Linked DNA regions of Homo sapiens: region 1 is linked to region 2. The links are chromatin contacts, found by Hi-C or POLR2A ChIA-PET in ENCODE. All regions are on one chromosome and are shown on one strand. Each heading gives the region's core, a stretch centred on a gene start or an enhancer-like site at or near the end of the contact. The rest is flanking DNA. Distances are from core to core; before and after follow the strand shown. Region 1 has its middle 15 kb from the start of CTR9. Region 2 overlaps IRAG1 (inositol 1,4,5-triphosphate receptor associated 1).

Region 1 (2,700 bases), core at 62-2,561, 140 kb before region 2:
TTCAGCCTCCTGAGTAGCTGGAATTACAGGTGTCTGCCACCACGCCTGGCTAATTTTTTATATTTTTAGTAGAGTCGGGGTTTCACTATGTTGGCTAGGCTTATCTCAAACTCCTGACCTCATGATCTGCCTGACTTGGCCTCCCAAAGTGCTGGGATTACAGGTGTGAGTTACCATGCCGGGCCTTTTTTTTTTTTTTTTTTTTTTTGAGACGGAGTCTCCCTCTGTCACTCAGTGATGTGAAGTGATCTTGGCTTACTGCAACCTCCCCATCCTGGGTTCAAGCAATTCTCCTGCCTCAGCCTCCTGAGTAGCTGGGACTACAGGCACATGCCACCATGCCCAGCTAATTTTTTAATTTTTTTGGTGGAGACGGGGGTTTCACCATATTGGCCAGGCTGGTCTCGAACTCCTGACCTCAGGTGATCTGCCCACCTCGGCCTACCAAGCTGCTGGGATAACAGGTGTGAGCCAACGCCTCACAACCCCACTTCTCAACCCTTCCATGGCTCCCACAGCACTTAGAATAGAGTCCAAATCCCTTTCCATTCTCATCGAGGCCCTGCCCCCTCTGGCTAACCTCCAGCTATAGCTACTCCCTACCTCTATCACCTTTTCTGGGACCTTCACGACAGCCTTCTTGTGCCTCTCCCTGGAATACCCACCCCAAACCCCTTATCCCTTGGATGTGACTCGTGTTCATGCTTAAGTTGCCTCCTTATCTTCCCTGAAGCTTCCCCTTGTCTTAGTCTATCCCAGCATCTTACTGAGTTCCTTTATCATGATTCACAACTGTGTATTTGTGTATACAGAACAGTGAGCGCCATTTGGGCAAGGATAGTTTCTTTTTGTATCCTTAGTACCAACCCAGTGCCTAGCAAATAGTAGAGGTGCAATAAACATATGACTCATAAATGAATGAATAAGCCCTTTTAATCTTCACCCTGGTCCTGTGAGGTAGGGATTATAACCTCTGTTTTGCTTTAAAAAAAAATCGAGGACATGAGACTCTGAACGACTAGGAAACCGTTCACAGGTTCCAGCACACTGAGAAGTGATGGGTGGGTGAAAGTATTGGTGAACCTGTTCCAGCCTCCAGATCACAGAGGAACATGAAAAGGTTGGCCAAGAGCCCCCGGTGTTCTTGGTGGCTGGTGAGCCCCGGGGCTGTGTAGGCAAGGGCCCAGCAGAGGGCAGCAGAGGGCTGCACTGGACTGGGATCACCGGAGGGAGCAGGCCCTGGGCGGAGCAAGGGGTGGGCGGCCAGGCACTGGGCTGGGACTCGGGGAGATGACCTTGTTTTGTCTAATCCTTTGTAGGACTCTAGAGTGCGCTGATGGAGCGCTTGAGGCAACGTTCCTATTTGTGTTTACATGTGCTGATCCTCACCACAGAGTATAAGGAAGCCGTCTTTCTTACCGTGGGGCCCTTGTTGGAAATGTCACTAAGTTTCTCCAAGGAGGCGGGAGGAGAGGACAGAGGACGGGGGTGGGGGTGACGGAGGGCCCTGAGGTGGAATGGTGAGTACAAATGTGCAAATGAGATTTTTGGCCTTGGCTGCTAGGGGACAAACGTCCTAGGGTGGCCTCCAGCAGTTAGCGCCAGGCAGGGAGCTGGGAAGGCTCTGAGACAGCTGAGTGGGGGAAATAGGAGGTCATAATTGGTTCAGGGACATACATTGTCAGAAATGATTTTCTAGGTTTCTTATGCTCTCTGAATGGATTTCCTTTCTCTTCTCCTTTTTCGTTAGGAAAGTTGTTAAAATTTCCACCCTATCATCTATGCTTAGGGGAAAAGGGATTTTGCTCATAAACGGGGGCGAGGGTTGGGGGATGGGGGAGACCCTTGGGGGCCAGCAAGGTGGTAGCAGCAGAGTCAGAATGGAAGGCCCCAACAAGAATTATATAATGGACAATGGGGACTGGTGGGGGTGGAGGGAAGGTTGGGAGGGGAGTAGGGATAAAAGACTACATATTGGGTACAGTGTACATTGCTGGGGTGACGGGTGCAATACAATGTCAGAAATCACCACTGATGGACTTATCCATGTAACCAAAAACCGCCTATACCCCAAAAACTATTGAAATAAAATAAAATAAAATAAAATTTTAAAAAATAATGCAAGGCACACTTAGTCCAGCATATGGTCTTCTCAACTAATACAAACATACACACACACTTATATGCACAATCACAACATACATGCTTACACAGTCACATCATGTGTACAATACACTCTCATACCCACAAACACACACCTCACACACTGACACATCACACATACACACTGACACAACACAATACACCCACACCCACACCCACACTGAAGAAGGGTCTTTGGGGTGAATATCTGCAGTTGCCATTGCAGGTTCCCCCATCCTATTGTGGTTTAAGTCTAGGATCAAACCAACTCTTAGTTTCAGGGGTCAGTTCCAATTGGCCTAAACCCATCAACATAATCCCTGCCCCCTTGGCATTCCCTTGGCCACTGCGATTGTTTTAGGGGTGGGCATACAACCACACTGATCCCCCAGACATGAGTGAGGAAGCGCTGAGCCCTGGACGCTGTCAGCTGCCTTGTGCTACCTCAAGGAAAGGCTGGTTTAGAAAAAGCTGACTGGGAGGCAGAGGTGAGAAACTTTCAGACAAGCAGAGTTGCAGCCCCCAAAACACTGGGAGCTCTCAACAGCCCGTGCCAGA
Region 2 (2,700 bases), core at 126-2,625:
AATACAGTCTCCAGGGTGTTACCCAGAGACTGTGGGGTCATTTCCATTCTGTATCTCCAAGATCTCATAAGCTAAAATAGAACAGATTGAGCGTTCACTCACCAACAACAGAAAATTTGGGTCAACTTTGGCCACTCTCTCCACACCAATTCTATCATTGCTACTGCAAAACCAAAATATCCAGTGAATGCCATTACAGCATTAGAAATGAGGAGGCTTTTTCCCAGCCCTTCTGAACTATGGCTATTGCTACCTCCAAGACAGTGAGCCTGGTCACTTCTCTTCCTGCAGAATATGCCTCGCCGGAGGGTCAGCGTTGCTGTGGTTCCTAAGTTTAATGCCCTGAATCTGCCTGGCCAAACTCCCAGCTCATCATCCATTCCCTCCTTACCAGCCTTGGTAAGTATGACGATGTCTGCCTCCCAGCACAGAATAGTAGAATAACCTTTCCTTCGTACTCAGTCCTAGGGCAGGGAGGGTGACCAAATGGGGGCAGGGTCAACAAGGAGAGGAAATTTCCAGAATAGAATCTGAGTGATAGGCTCAAAAACTCAATATACACCAGGCTGCATGTATTCTACTACTCTGGGAAGTCCCACTGCCCTCAGCATGGTGTTGGCAGCTCAGCGTTCTTTGCAAATGATAACTCTTTTTGTGCTTACACCACAATCTGCCAAGGTGGTTACAATTTTTTTCTACTCTGCAGTGGGCTTAAGTAGCTGAAGTTTGTAATGTGTGATAGGTGGTAGAACAGCTTTGAACCCTAGGTTCTCTGATTCCACAGCCTGAGTTCTTCAACCCATTGTTCTCCTGCCTCAGTTCATTGTAGCATTGTTCATAATAATGAAAAGTGGGAAACAACTCCATGTTCACTAATAAGAGATTGGTTAAGCAAATGGATATTCCTATAAGGGGTTTCTGTAGAATTATCCATAATTTATTATGAATCAAAAGCAAGTAAAATAGAATATACAAAACCTAGTGTATAAACAGTATAATTCTGTTTTGTACTTTTTAAAAGAGTGTGTTTCTGTGTGTAGACATAGAAATTTCTGGTAGAAGATATGTGAAACAGCTAATAATGGTTATCTCTAGGCAATGGTAAAATAGTTCATTTTTATTTTCTTCCTGATGCCTTTTTATATTTCTATAATAAGAATGTATTGGTAATAATCAGGAAAAATACATTTCCATTTCTTTTAGACAAAGACGTTTGGATATAACAAAATATTTTCTGTATCCCAGGCCTTTGTGCATCTGGCTAATTCTCTCTAATTCTTTCTTCAGTGGTTTCTCTATCCCCTGCCTATGACTAGCACTACCCTATAAGGAAACAATCTGATTGTGTAAGCAACTGGAAATTCAAGCTCTATGTAATACCAATGAGTGGTATTCACTGCTTCCTGCCTCAAGCATTTCAGTCGTCTATGAAATCAACCTAAATTCCCAAATTACCCACTAAAATAAAACAACCTGAAAAAAATGTTTAAGAATGTTGGAGAGGACTGGTTAGTGTATTTTAACAGATCTATTTCCCATACTTTGCCTAAAAGCATAAATTTATTTTCCAAATATATATTCCTTTAGACTAGGGGTTGGCAATCAGGGCCATAGATTAAAAACCACACAGGGTACTTTTAAACCATTATTCCCCCAGGCCCCACACCAAGATTCTGGAGTGGATCGATACTTTTTTAAAACCTCCCCCAGGTGATTCTAATGTGCAGCCAACATTGAGAACCATTACTTAAACCAAATCCATTGCAACAACACAACCTGGAAATCCTGGGGAACGTATTGTAAAGAAATTTCTGATGGTTTGAGCTTTCAGTAGTGATTTGCATCTCCTGAGAATTGTACCTGGAGCTATGTCTCTAGGGACAGTGATGGGCTTGTGTGAATCTATTGTAAGGAGCCTGAGACCTGCATTTGTAGGAGGCCCACTGGTGTTCAGTCACAGTTGCTAAACGGGACAGAGAAAAACTGATGGCTCCTCTCCAGAATGGAGCCTCAAGATGTAAACTTTCCTCTTCACTTAAGGAAACTTAGCAGAGGTGAAGGAAAAGGAGGAAGCTGCATGTGCCCTAGAGGAAAGGAGGACAGGGAAGGCCTGAGGGAAAGGGCCAAGTCCTGGGCTCAGATGAAGATTGGAAAGTGGGGGCATGGAGGAAAGAGGAGAAGCAGCAGCCCCGCTCCCAGCATCATCAGAAATCCAGCAGCTCTGGCTTCTTCCTTCCATAGCGCATCCTCAATTCTCTGTCTTCTGTTTTTCACTCAGTCGGAATCACCCAATGGGAAAGGCAGCCTACCTGTCACTTCAGCACTGCCTGCACTTTTGGAAAAGTAAGTTTGTCGATTTTCCTCTTGGCTTCAGGGATCTCTCAGGAAATTTTCCCCATTTTACTTTCCTTCCTCCCATTTTTATCCCCAAAATGCAGTGGAAAGCAAATTAAGTTTTAAGGGAAATGAATGGGAGTCTGAAACCCACAAAGATTTCAGAACCTGTTTGCAAAATTCTTGAACCAGGAAGATGCCCTGAGTGAGGCCAAGTGTACCCAATCTTAGAGAGCCCAGAGAAGGCTGGAGCCTTCTCTGCCAATTGGGATTCCTTGGGCTACAGACAAAATAAAGCCCCAACTCAATGGGACTTAATTAAGTCCAGAGGTAGAGCTGCTCCTGGTATGGCACAGCAGGGCTCTA

What was found. A loop is a pair of places that touch in the nucleus more often than their neighbours do. ChIA-PET counts read pairs that join two places held with the same protein, here RNA polymerase II (POLR2A). Pooled maps may share reads with other maps.
Region 1: a loop to region 2 is called in a pooled map, with 6 times the contacts of the local background. The contact joins two enhancer-like sites. A Hi-C loop is called at or near these places in 6 of 50 pooled maps. POLR2A ChIA-PET finds 5 or more read pairs at or near these places in 4 of 52 experiments (GM10248, WTC11, activated B cell and 1 more).

The regions. Positions count from the first base shown.
Region 1 is chr11:10,734,467-10,737,166 of GRCh38, reverse strand. No RefSeq gene overlaps it. Among named protein-coding and RNA genes, the nearest start is that of CTR9, 15 kb to the left of the region's middle. Within about 2 kb of position 1,311, at least 21 of the 41 ENCODE cell types and tissues checked have a DNase peak (open chromatin) inside an H3K27ac peak, as active enhancers do.
Region 2 is chr11:10,591,191-10,593,890 of GRCh38, reverse strand. It overlaps IRAG1 (inositol 1,4,5-triphosphate receptor associated 1), which reads left to right. Exons shown (of 21, transcript NM_130385.4): 17 at 292-399; 18 at 2,279-2,343. All of the region lies in intron 2 of IRAG1-AS1 (IRAG1 antisense RNA 1), which reads right to left. Among named protein-coding and RNA genes, the nearest start is that of LYVE1, 24 kb to the right of the region's middle. RefSeq lists an enhancer at 1-292. Within about 2 kb of position 1,375, at least 5 of the 41 ENCODE cell types and tissues checked have a DNase peak (open chromatin) inside an H3K27ac peak, as active enhancers do.